Linked DNA regions of Homo sapiens: region 1 is linked to region 2. A link is a contact called in ENCODE Hi-C or POLR2A ChIA-PET data. All regions are on one chromosome and are shown on one strand. Each heading gives the region's core, a stretch centred on a gene start or an enhancer-like site at or near the end of the contact. The rest is flanking DNA. Distances are from core to core; before and after follow the strand shown. Region 1 has its middle 16 kb from the start of CFAP95-DT. Region 2 holds the start of APBA1 (amyloid beta precursor protein binding family A member 1).

The links. Hi-C counts contacts between places; a loop is a spot of excess contacts on that map. ChIA-PET counts read pairs that join two places held with the same protein, here RNA polymerase II (POLR2A). Pooled maps may share reads with other maps.
Region 1: a loop to region 2 is called in a map of A673, with 3 times the contacts of the local background. The contact joins the enhancer-like site here to the promoter of APBA1 in region 2. A Hi-C loop is called at or near these places in 3 of 168 maps with a recorded cell type or tissue (A673, Calu3 and naive thymus-derived CD4-positive, alpha-beta T cell), 1 of 37 single-sample maps with no recorded cell type and 9 of 50 pooled maps. POLR2A ChIA-PET finds 5 or more read pairs at or near these places in 2 of 52 experiments (A673 and endothelial cell of umbilical vein).

The regions. Positions count from the first base shown.
Region 1 is chr9:69,801,879-69,808,377 of GRCh38, reverse strand. No RefSeq gene overlaps it. Among named protein-coding and RNA genes, the nearest start is that of CFAP95-DT, 16 kb to the left of the region's middle. Within about 2 kb of position 2,002, at least 3 of the 41 ENCODE cell types and tissues checked have a DNase peak (open chromatin) inside an H3K27ac peak, as active enhancers do.
Region 2 is chr9:69,671,000-69,677,686 of GRCh38, reverse strand. APBA1 (amyloid beta precursor protein binding family A member 1) reads left to right here and starts at 5,316. Exons shown (of 13, transcript NM_001163.4): 1 at 5,316-5,534. RefSeq lists silencers at 5,239-5,288, 5,469-5,548.

The DNA of each region.
Region 1 (6,499 bases), core at 753-3,252, 130 kb before region 2:
ACTTAGCTCATTTGAAACGATGTATGGGAGGCCCTTTTTAACTTCAGACCTCCTGTTTTATGAGGAGACACATAGAATACTCACCCATATTATCAACTCAGGTCAGGTTCAAAAGGCCCTTCAAGATTATGGAAATAAAGTATTGTTATTCTCCACAAAGGAAAAGAATAGCATCCCTGTTCAACCAGAAGACTTAGTCTTACTAAAAACTTGGAAAGAAGGATCCTCTGAGGATCAATTACAACTGAAATGGAAGGGCCCCTATCAGATGTTGTTGAGTACCCCACTGTTGTGAAACTTAAGGTAGTCACTAGCTGGATACACCTGCCCAGGATTAAACCTGTTTCTTATGAGTCTCTGGAGACACAGGAGGAGGACACCATGACCTATACTTATGAACCCCTAGAAGACCTAAAGCTGTTGTTTCGCAGGCCGGGCACGGTGGCTCATACCTGTAATCGCAGCACTTTGGGAGGCCGAGGTGGGCAGATCACCAGGTCAGGAGATCGAGACCATCCTGGCTAACACAGTGAGACCCCGTCTCTACTAAAAATACAAAAAATTAGCCGGACGTGGTGATGGGCGCCTGTAGTCCCAGCTACTCAGGAGGCTGAGGCAGGAGAATGGTGTGAACCTGGGAGGCAGAGCTTGCAGTGAGCCGAGATCACGCCACTGCACTCCAGCCTGGGAGACAGTGCAAGACTCCGTCAAAAAAAAAAAAAGTTGTTGTTTGTTGTTTCACAAACACATAGATAAGTAGCATGGCAAGGAGGAGTATGTGCAGTAATAAACCACACCTGTTCTTATGTTAACAATTCAGGGTTAGTTGAATTGCAAATTCAAAAGATTTACCAACAGACTACCTAGTTACATAATTTTAATAACTTTAGTAACCCCACCACTCAAAACATCTGGGACTCTGTCAAAGGATACCTACCAAGTGTAATGTGGATTTGTTTAACCTTTCCTAGGCCCTTTACTAGCTATCTTATTACTAATCTTTGGCCCTGGCTTATTTAACCTCTGTAAAGTTTGTGCTTTCTAGATTACAACAATTCCATGTGAGTGTGATATTGGCACAGGACTTCCAACCCATCCCATCTTCTAACTGAAAAAATAAGAAATCCTGCCTTTGGGTCCCTTAATTCAGGCATCTAGAGATTTTTCGGGTTTTTTTTGAGACAGAATCTCACTCTGTCGCCCAGGCTGGAGTGCAATGGTGTGATGTTGGCTCACTGCAACCTCTGCTTCCTGGGTTCAAAAGATTCTCCTGCCTCAGCCTCCTGAGTAGCTGGGATTACAGGCACATGCCACCATGCCCAGCTAATTATTATACTTGTAGTAGAGACAGGGTTTCACCATGTTGGCCAGGCTGGTCTCAAACTCCTGGCATTAAGTGATCTGCCCGCCTTGGCCTCCCAAACTGCTGGGATTACAGGCATGAGCCACCACACTCAGCCTCTAGAGATTTTTTTACTTCTCCAATGCTAGGCCGGGCCTACACTCGTAAAATCAGCAGGAAGCAGTTTGAGGAGATGGACTCCACCCTTCAATAACCCGTAAAGATTAAGGAGGAGTATATAATCTGTGAGGGGGAAATGAGGTGGGAGATCAGCAGATCAACTTGTTTTCCAAGCACTGGTCGCCACCCTGGTGATTAAAACAGGACGCAGCAAAGAAACTGGCCAAAACTAGCTAGAGTACACTGTTGCTTTAATAAATTTGCCTTCTTTCACTATCAGCTCACTCTTGAATTCTTTCCTCAGTGAAACCAAGAATCCTCCTGGGCTAAGCCCCAATTTTGGGGTTCACCTGCATCAACTTGATTAACTGAGTTTCCCTAATTTTTGTCCCCAGTATGCCTACAGCTTTCCCATACCCAGAGTTATAATGTGTTTGCATAAGACACTCCCACTAGCACCGTGACAGTTTATAAATGAGGCTGTGGCAATGACCCAGAAGTTACCTTATGTGGTTCTGGGAACTCCTCACCTCTTTTCCAGACAGTTTGTGAATAACCTATCCCTTTTTAGCACATAATTAAGAGCGGGTATAAATAGCCACCAATCCACAAGTGCTACTCTGGGCCACTCTGCCTATAGGGTAGCCCTGCTCTGTCTATGGAGCAGTCATTTTCTGTTCACTGTGGCTCTAGTACATTTGCTTTCTTTCACTGTCAGCTTACTTTTCAATTCCTTCCTGAGTGAAACCAAGAACCCCCCTGGGCTGAGCTCCAATTTTGGGGTTTGCCATCATCAACTTGATAATTGGCTGACAGTTTCGTAATTTTTGTCCCCAGCATGTCTACAGCTTCCCCATGCCAAAACCCTCCAATCCAAGCATGCTTGAAGTCTTCCCTTTTTTGCAGTCCTGTGCCTGCCTTTGAGTTCTCTGCCAAAATGCAACTGACAGTGGCTGACTCCTTTGCTACAGCAAGCTTGTTCTAAACAGCTTTTGCTTGTTCTCATTTGGTTGGTCTTCAATTACTTCCATGGTATAAAGCTAAGTTTAATGGGTGCTCCTGGCTCCAATGAGGTGGTCCCTAGAACATACTCAGACTAGCCTACTTAGAGAACTAATCCAGGATTGGGTGTAAGTATAGATGTAAAGAGAAAGACCATTTAGTCCCCAGAAGGACCGATTATGGCCTTTACTCAGATGTTATCATCTGTAACTATGCACCCTGTAGTGAAGATTTTAGAAGAATAAACCTCTATCTGTCCTGAATGATGTTGTTGATCTTTATAATGTACATCACAACTGTGTTGATTTCCTTTTATATCCTTTAGATAAATAAACCCTGTTTGATCTACCCAAGGAGTATGTGTCCAGTGTTTCCACCATTCTGAGCTTACAACTGGCATTGGTCAATACTATGGTCATGCACTTTCCACTTTTCAGTTCGGATAGGTAGGGATTATATATTTTGGGGATGAATATAGAGACTTTTTCTTCTGTCCATGGGTAAAATTTATAAATAGATGACTGCTTATGGTAGTATTTGTTAACCTGGGGCCAGGTATCATTTAGGGGAGAAAGGGCATTCTAGGCAGAGAGAGCAGCATTAGAAAAGGCAAGGAGGCAGGAAGGCACAGAGCAAGGTGATGCATCTCACAGGCCTCTGCAACACGGCATATTGTTCACATCTAATTTGAAATGCAAGCTTTCGTCTTCTACAGGCAGAGGAATTAATGGAAGAAAAGACTGAAGCAAACAGCTGTGCCCTAAGGGGAGCCTTCTTAAGACCGCTTATTTCTAGGTTCTCTTGCACTAAGGAGGGCAAGCGACATCATAGGCTTAGCTTAGCCCCAAGACATTGCCTTCTGGATGTTGTTCTCCTTCATTCGCACTGCACAAGGACCACAGTCACATTTGACTCTTAAGTGGGAATTTGACACAATCAAAATGTTCATTTTCAAAAATATGAGACCTAAATAAACAAACAAATATTTTCAGAGGGAACATTAGCTAAAACAACTATTTGCTAACTATGAATGTGTACTTCTCTCTCTCTGCATTGACAATTTCCTATTTGATATTAATCGCAGTTGCTAACATTCATCCCATTATCCATAATAGAGCTCCCAATTCCAATTCCATCAATTTGCATATACCATTCAATAACAACAATTTTCTTTTTTTCTCAAGATTTTTTCATCTTATCTTTGTACAATGTAGAAAATAGGGAAGGAAGGAAAGAAGCTAAGAAGGAAGGAAGGTCACAAAGAATACCAACACCACTGTTAATATTTGTACTAATAATCTTTATTATTGTTATGTAATGACAATATATACACCATTTTGTAATTTTTTTGCTCAACAATATGTTTTGCTCAACAATAAGTTAAAATTTTCCCTGTCATTATATATTCCAAATATAATACTTTATGACAGGAGAACATTTCATTGTTTGAGTAGTCCAAAAAATATCCCCTATTGTTAGATATTTATTATTTCCTAGTCTTCATTATTATAATGAATGCTGCCATTAACATCCTTCTAACTAAATGTTTTCATGCATGCATAATTATCTCTATATGAAAATAGGTAGAAACTGAATTTATGGATCAAAAACTAAGCACATCTTTATGACTTTTGATCTCTATAGCACATAGCCTTCCAGAAAGGCTGAAAGAATCTATACTCCCTCCAGCAGTGCCTGAGTATACTAATTTCCCCAAATTCTCTTTGTTATGAGCAATATATATATATATGTATATATTTTTTGTTGTTGTTGTTTGTTTGTTTAATTAAAGATTGGGCCTCACTATGTTGCCTAGGCTGGTCTCGAACTCCTGGGCTCAAGTGATCCTCCCACCTCAGCCTCCCAAAGTGCTGGGATTACAAGCATGAGCCACCCGTGCCTGGCTGTTATGAACATCATATTTAAGAAGGTCTTTTTCCCCTTTCTTTGGCCTTTCTTTCCTACTAGTTGCCAACTATGAACACAATAATATGCCAAAGTTGTGCTAAAAGAAAGGTTTGTTTGTCTTATAAACACTTCATCAAAAGCATCCCAAGGACTAGTGATACACAGAATCTGAAGGATGTGACTTCTCCAGGATAGATCAGGGGCTTTGTGGGGAAAAGCAGAGTAATAAAAAAAGGTCTGAATGGGGACAATGAGGAAAAATAAAAATTGGCCCTTCGTTATTCATCTGAGAAAGACTCTGTAGAGCAATAGGTGACTCGGTTGGAGAAGTCACTCAATGTTTGCACCATCTTCTGGATATTATATTCAGTGTAGACTTTATCCCTGAACTCCAAACTTAACGTATGTAACTACCTATTTTCAGGTTTTCACTTGTTTAGCTATTCATCTCATCACCACATTACCAACATAGAGTCCATTAGAGAAACCTATTAATTCTACCTCTAAAATAATTTGGTCCACTTTTCTCCAAATTACTGCCATCTCCCATCTGGCTATTGACTCTAAATCGTTCTCCCTGCTTCTACAATCATTCTCCTCACAGCAGCCAAAGGGTGATAGTCACCTCGTGTTATCTCCCAGCTTAAAATAATCCAACAGCTTCCTATAACTCTTCCAATAAAACCTCAACTCCTTATGAGGCTTATAAGCCATTACACATGAAGGGGATCCTGCCCACTTTTCCAACACCATTTAGCAGTACCCTTCCCCTCTATCACTCTACACCAGCCATACTGGCATCATTTCTGCTCCTATAGCATGTTGAGTTCTTTTTCACATTAGAACTCTTGTTTCTGCTGTTCCACCTCCTTGACCAGTCTTCTCTTCACTCTTTACTTGTGTAGCTCTTCTCATTTATCATGTCCCATCCCAGAAAGTACCTTCCTGACTACCCAGTTTAAAGCCATCCCCACCCACCAACCCATTTACTTTCCATTACACAACCCTATTTTTTTCCTTTATTAGAAAACCAAAACTACCTTTTTATTTATTTGCGTGCTTGGTTACTGTCTTCCGCTCTAAAATGTAATCTCTGTGACTCCAATGACTTACTTTTCACTGACCCTTTGCATCTCTAACACCTAGTAGAATGCCTGGCACATTGCTGACCCCCAAAGAATGTTTGATAAATAGATAAATGGAAGGTATATACCACATTTTCGTTCTGGTAATAGGTTTTCTTACATGCACATATAATCATTATGGGTGTAACCAGGGGGGCACTTAATTTTAAGTAATTTTTTATTTGTTGGTAAAAGGCAGTGTGGCATTCTTTGAATAGCCAAAAATCTATTTAATCATTGTCCCTTATTATTGGAAATTTATATTTCACCCTTTTCACTATTATAAGCCATATTACATATGTAAATTTGAAGCTAATATATAATTATTAAAATTACTAAAGTGACTTTGTTAGATTAAAATGTTTTTTATATATTTCATTAAATTTCCCTCCAGAAATATTAAAAGAATTTATTTTCCATCAGCAGTGAACTAAAGTCCTTATATCTGGTATATCAGATTGCATTCAGCTAAAAGGAACAGAAAACTCTAATAGAAATCAGTTAATAAGGGAAAAAAACATCGCATTTAACAAAGGACCAATGGAACACTTTTCAGAATTGCTTGATTCCATGGCTTGATGGTGTCATTTTTCTTTTTGTACTTTGCCCTGAGGCTGACTCCCCTCAGACTTACAGGACAGCTGAACAGCTCTGGGCTGTATATCCCAGGAAGGCCATAACCAGAGGTAAAAATGAATCATCTTTTCTGGTGTTTCCTTCCTAGTATGAAGAAATCTTTCTCAGAAGCTTGAGAGCAGACTTCCTTCAGGTCTCATTGGCTGGAAATGGGTGACATTCCCTCTCCTAAACCAATCTCTGACAAGAGGACTGGGATTAACAGGAATTCTTTCTATCTAAGCCTTAAACCAACCTGGATTTTACCGTAGAGCAGAGTTGCATGGGTATTCCACCAGTAAGGAAGAAGTTAGGGTGAGGTGGATCTGCGTAGACAAAAATTTTGAGTCTTAATATTAAAAGAAAAAAAGAAAAGCAAAAAAGAAAA
Region 2 (6,687 bases), core at 4,067-6,566:
CCCGTCTCTACTAAAAATACAAAAAAGAGCTGGGCATGGTGGCACGTGCCTGTAATCCCAGCTACTCAGGAGGCTGAGGTAGGAGAATTGCTTGAACCTGGGAGGCGGAGGTTGCAGTGAACCAAGATAGGGCCACTGCATTCCAGCCTGGGTGACAGAGTAAGACACTGTCTCAAAAAAAAAAAAAAAAAATCTGTGCATATGGTTATCTTTAAAGGCTGCATAGTATTCCACTGTACAGTCATACTGATCTATATACCAATTTCCTTATTGTGGTACATTTACATTGAAGTTTATAGTTTTTCACTATTATATGCCTGAGGTGAACAGGGAAGGTGGTGTTTTTGTTTCCCTCTTTCCATTTCACCCTTTTTGTAGTCACCAGATCTTGCTCTATCCTCAATCAGCCATGTGGTTTGGGGAGGATTGACCCAGCTCCAGGACTGGGAGCTGATTGGTTTAAGTTAGTCAGTGTAACCCAAGCCCCTGGCCATGGAGTATGGTTCAGAGAATGGGATTACAACCATTTTTAAAAGTCAATATGTTCCCATGACATTATTTACTCAAAAACTTCATTTTCAGAGGTAGAATTACCATATGGGGCACCAGAATGTCTTCCAATGTATCAGATAAACACATAGTACAAAATTCTGGTTGGACTCATTAAAGGGCACAGTGGGAGAAAAAGAGAAGGAGCCTGACCTTGTTTGCAGAATAAAAAAGAAAAGAAGGGCATTATTTCTCTGGACAGATTTCATGCCCAGAGAAAAAGCTGGTGAAATAAGCATCTGTATATACAAGCAAATTTATTGAAGTTTATGATACATACATGTCATAATTGTGTATTTCTTTCATACACTTTAAATCCTGTGACCAAAAAGGCTATACAATATGTTAGGAATTATGCTGGATTATTAAATATTAGCAGAACTGAAATCCTCAAGAGAAACCAGATTACCGAAGGTTGTTCTATGCTTGTCTTACATACAACCTCAGCTCATAAACTCAAGGACTGATACAGAAAGAGGGTAATCACTAAAGAACTTGAAATCAAGGAAAAGTATCAACTTATGTCAGAAGAAGGATGTCTAATTTAAGCTATCCAGAACCATATCAAAAGCTGGAAGATATGGTCACACTCTTGCAGAGTTTGAATGGATGTAGTGAATCATGGAATCTTCAAGTCTTTGTTGATAAAAATAACCCTAAATGAATAAAAGTTTTTGAATCTCTGTCCTTTTACCAAGTGACCAACAGTGCTTGTGACGGTAACATATACAGATACTCCTTGACTTATGGTGGGGTTACATAAGTCAAAAATGCATTTAAGGCCAAGCACAGTGGCTCACGCCTGTAATCCCAGCACTTTGGGAGGCCAGGGCGGGTGGATCACTTGAAGTCAGGAGTTTGAGACCAGCCTGGCCAAAATGGTGAAACCCTGTCTCTACTAAAAATACAAAAATTAGCCGGGCATGGTGGTGGGCGCCTATAGTCCCAGCTACTAGGGAGGCTGAGGCAGGAGAATCGCTTGAACCCGGGAGGCAGAGGTTGCAGTGACCCAAGACTGCACCACTGTACTCCAGCCTGGGCAACAGAGTGAGGCACTGACAAAAAAAAAAATTAATACCCTGATAAGCCCAAAAGTAAGGTCAAAAACTTCTAAGTCGAACCATCATAAGACAGGAACCGTCTGTATTGGTATAGTGTAGGCTGATGGAGTTTGGGACCTCAGAGATTAAACTAAAGGAGATTATCTATGAGCCATTGGGAGACATACTTAAGTTTGCCAATAATATGAGGTTTTATACTGGCATGCACGGAGACTTTAGGTGCACATGCAGTGGTGGTTAAGGCTTTACTTTAAACCCAAGTCACTTGGCACAGTGTCTATACTATTGTTACCTGCTTCAATGGTTGGCAGGTTGCCAGTGTTTTATTTTTAGTGACATGGTCTTGCTCTATCACCCAGGCAGAAATGCTATGGCACAATTATAGCTTACTGCAGCCTCAACCTCCTGGATTAAAGCAATCCTCCCATCTCAGCCTCCCAAGTAGCTAGGACTGCAGGAATTCGCCACCATGCCCACTAATTTTTTTTTTTTTTTGAGAGACGGGGGTCTTACTATGTTGCCCAAGCTGGTCTTGAACTCCCCAGCAATCCTCCCACGTTGGCCTCCCAAAGTGCTGGGATTACAGGCATGAGCCACCATGCCTGGCTGCCAGTATTTTATATACTGCTTCCTGAAACACTTGAATAGCAGTTTCGACCCTGTTAACAGGAGAAGGTGGATTGGAGTGGTGGATTGGAGTGCCTTATAAGAGATCTACTAAAAAGAAAAACATCAATAAAGCAGGCACAGGAAATCTATAAATAGAATAGAACAAGACCAAAGGAGGGATTAAGACATGGATCTACATGCCATATGGATCCACTCATTTCCTACAATGATCTGAAAATTTGGCTTTGAGTTTCCTGCCAGCGAAGGCACAGAGTAACAAGAGCACTTAAGACAATGATTCATGCTATCCAGAAGAAATAGGAATATGTGTTTTTCATGGGGGTGGGGGAGGGAGGGAAATTTCCACATATGAACATTTGGTAAGTAATTAGTTTTGGAGGTCTCTAAGCTACCATTATAACTAACAATTATTACCTTTCTTTATATGGCACTGAATACTTTGCAGAGAAATTTCACATAACTTTCTTTACACAAAAATCCTGCGAGGTAAGATTCCAGGATATTATTAAAGCAATAATGTAACCCTTATTCATGCATCTAAGAACCTAGTCTAACTGGAAAGGCAACACAAAAAGTAGAAAATAAGCAGAAAGATCTCTGAGATAGCAAACCAAATGGCAATAAGTGTATGCACAGAAAAGAGCCTCTCACTCAGAACCTATATTCTCTTATTTAACCTGAAATTCTAACAGGGTTCATTTCCTTCCTAAAACTGCAGTGGATTAAAAGTAACAAAACAGAAACTATTACAGAGAAGCACTCTGAAAGCCTCCTAGATGCGTACACAGGAGAGCAGAGGCAAGAACTAAAAACAATCAAAAGAGCAGTTAGTGCAAAAACAGAAAACCCTAAACACTCACTAAGTAGGATAAGCTCAGACTCTCTCCGCCCTGGATCCTGACCCTCCACGAATCAGTTCCTCACAAACCACCTCAGCCATCTTTCAGGAACGGAAATGTGATCCTGCTTGCCTGCTCCCAACTCTTGGCAACCCTTCATTGACTTTCCAGGCTCATAAGACAAAATCATTATTTAAAAACGGTCCACAAAGTCTGCCTGCCTCTCCAGTCTCATCTCACTTCGGCCCCACCTGCTTGGGCCTTTTCACATTTCCTTCCCTTTACCTGGAAGTGTCTCAATGCTGCCTCTCCTGGGGGATCTGAAATGTCATTTCCTTAGAAAGCCTTACCTAGTCCCAGAGTCCACATTAGGTTTTCCCGTGCACCTTAGCGCCTTTGCAGTTGAGAATTTATCACAGTTGCACTTAGTCTGATTGTTTTATTTGTTTGTTTGTTTTTTGAGACACCAAGGCTGGAGTGCAGTAGCGCGATCTCGGCTCACTGCAACCTCCGCCTCCCGGTTCAAGCATTCTCGTGCCTCAGCTTCCCGAGTAGCTAGGATTACAGGCGTGCACCAACACGCCCGGCTAATTTTTGTGTTTTTAGTAGAGACAGGGTTTCGCCATGTTGACCAGGCTGATCTCAAACTTTTGGCCTAAAGTGATCTGCTGGACTCAGCCTCCCAAAGTGCTGGGATTACAGGCGTGAGCCACCGCGCCTGGCCAGTCTGATAGTTGAATACCTATTTCCTTCAGCGTACTGTGAGCTCTGGTGGAAAAGGACCATGTCTGGCTCGTACATATGCCAAATAAGTATTCACCGGAAAAAATATGAGTAATGTCACAGGACAAGCAGACATCTTCCTAGTATATAATTTTAAATTTTACTAAAATCTTTTTGAGAAGGTAGCTATTGTTTTATTAAAGCAAAAAAAAATTACAAAGTACAATGCAAAATTCATATGAATTTTAAAGCTAAAACAAGACTTTCAGAATGCTTTAGGCTACACCCCCAGACTTCTCTAGAGACGTGCTTAAAATAATATGGAAACACGGTGTGGTAAAAGATCCATTTCCCAAGGGATCTGGATAACCAGCGCTTATCTTCATTTTACTGGAGAATACATGTGCGGAGAGGGCTTTGCAAACTACAAGGCTTTGTGCATTATAACATTATTATGGAAAAATCTGTGTTTCTAAGAGGGGGAATGATTTAGCTATTGCATTGCCAATTACAGGTGGGGCTGGCGCCAGAGCCCAGGCCTCCCGGGGCCTGTCTAGCCCACAGCTTTTCATTAATGCACAGCACTTGCCACCTGGTCCCTGCCGCAAAGGGTGGCCTCTCGAGTTAGGAGCCATATCTAGGGCGGATGGCCTGTGCTAGGCTCAAAGACACTTAAGTTCCGATCAACCAGAACTGAGGAGCGGGTAGGAAAACCAAGCCGAGCCTTCCTCGGCTTCACAATCCGCAGGCTCTCCGCTGTCCCCGGCGGGACTCGGCAGTTCCCCTGGAGGGCTGCAGCCCGGCTGTCTTCGCTCAGGCCCAAGCCCGCGCGGCTCTCCCCCTGGCGGAGAACTCGCAGGACTGCGACGCATTCCGGAGACGCCGTCAATCTCCGAATTTGAAGCGCAGGCGATATCTAAGGGGCCTGGGAAGCGGGAAAGCTCGGGAGTCACTCCGGAGAGAACACCCTGCAGGAGTCGACGCGGCTGCCTGGCTTCGTGGTCCTGCAGCGTGGCCCGTTGCTTCGCGCAGAGGTTGGCCACAGCTGCTGGCTAGGAAACTGGGGACCACCTGGGTTGCCACCGAGGAGGGTGGAGGCCCCCGTCAGTCCCCTCGGGGATGCAGCTGCATTTTCCCCTCCTTGCGTCCGGCCGGGAGCCAGAGGATGGGGCTGTGGAACCCATTCCGAAAGGCAGGGCGGGCCCTTCGGAACCCGGACGCGAGGGAAGGCGAGAGGCGCGGGTGTGCCGCACGCCCACCGGCGCCGGGGCAGGGGCGCTGCAGCCGGCGGCCCACGGAGGACATCAGCGGTGCCGCCGCCGCCGCCGCGGGCTCGCGGGCCGCGCGCGCACGCGAGTGGGCGAGGGAGGCAGGGGCGCTACTAGCAGGCGGCGTGCGCGCGCGCGCTCCCCCGCGCCCTCCCTCGCAGGCCCGCCCGGCCCCAGCGCGCGTCACGAGGGGCCAGCGAGCTAGCTGGAGGGCGGGAGGGAGGGTGGGGAAAGGGGGTGGGGCCGCGAGACCGGAGGGGTCCGAGCAGCGGCTGCGGAGCCGGAGCTGGGCGAGGGCGGCTGCGGTCCCGGCGGCGGCGGCGGCGGCGGCAGCTGCGGCGGGAGAAGATGGTGGCGCTGGAGGCAGCAGCGGCTGGAGCGGAGCTTTATTCCCAGGCTTGGCACCAGCGCTGTCACTAGCGCCGCCTGCTCCCGCGGGCCCGCGGACCCAGCTGTCAGGCAAGGTACCACAGCCAGGGAGGGGTGGGTGAGAAGGGGTGCCCGGCGCTGATGCGGCCCCCGACGGAGCCCGGGTCCTCGCCAAAGGGCGCCCCCGGACGCGAGAGGGGCTGCCTGGAACAATAGTGCGGAGGAGCGGAGGCAGCAGGCGACATCCAGGAGGCAGTGCCTGGAACCATCAGCTAGCGAGGCGGGGGAAGGCGGCGTTGCGAGCGAGACGCCTGGGGTCCGGTGCCCGCTGAGATGCCGGGCTTCGGGCGCAGCAGGCGGGCCTGATGACAGTCATGGCAGGAGTGAGTGTGTGAGAGTGTGTGTGTAAAAGGTACAGCAGAGGGGATGGGGTGGCGGACGGAGGTGTTGGGGGGTGACATTTCCAGGAATCCCCGCTAGGACCCCCTCATCTCTCGGCTGACTCTCCTGGAGAAAGAATGTGATGATGGAAACGGTGAGGTGGGCAGGATGCACTTGGTGTGTGAAGTGTGGAGGGAGGCAGTGGGATAGGGGCCGGTTTGTAAAATCCTGTATATGTGTGTGTACGCGTGTGGTTGCATCCACGTTCCCCAAACTGCGCCCCAAATCCAGAGATCTGCCGCTGCCCTTACTTGATGTCACCGGCTAAGACTGTGGGACAGTGTTTGTTATTTTGACCCTGCAACTCTGAGCACAGTGTCTGTTCTGCTCCTGCGTGTGGATGGCCCAGTGTAGGGATTCTCGCTTCCCCTTCCTCTGGCCTCATGACATGGGGATGTGGAAGTGAGCATGTTGCTTTGAGGCACATGGCAGGGAAATAGGATAACCGTTACACATTCTGGGCTTGCTAATGTACCTGGTTTTGAAGGGGCCTTCCATCCTGTGATACTACTTCTCTCCTTAGCACCTGTTCCATAAGGGTCTTGTACTCCCTGACTGTGCAGTTTCTATTGTTTTTCTCTTGTCTGACCAGAAGGAGAAGGATGTTGAATGATCAGATTCCTCTTCCTGTCCCCACAACTTTCAATGCTAGCTAGACCTTCTCCTTCCACATTTAAGCACTGAAAACCTTATGGCTAGAGGATGGATGGTCTTTGTGTTGGTTCTTTTAGAATGAACTCTGGAGGTGTATACGTATAGAGAGATGCGGTGGGGCGGGGGGCGGTCTTTTAAAAAGAAGAAAAATAT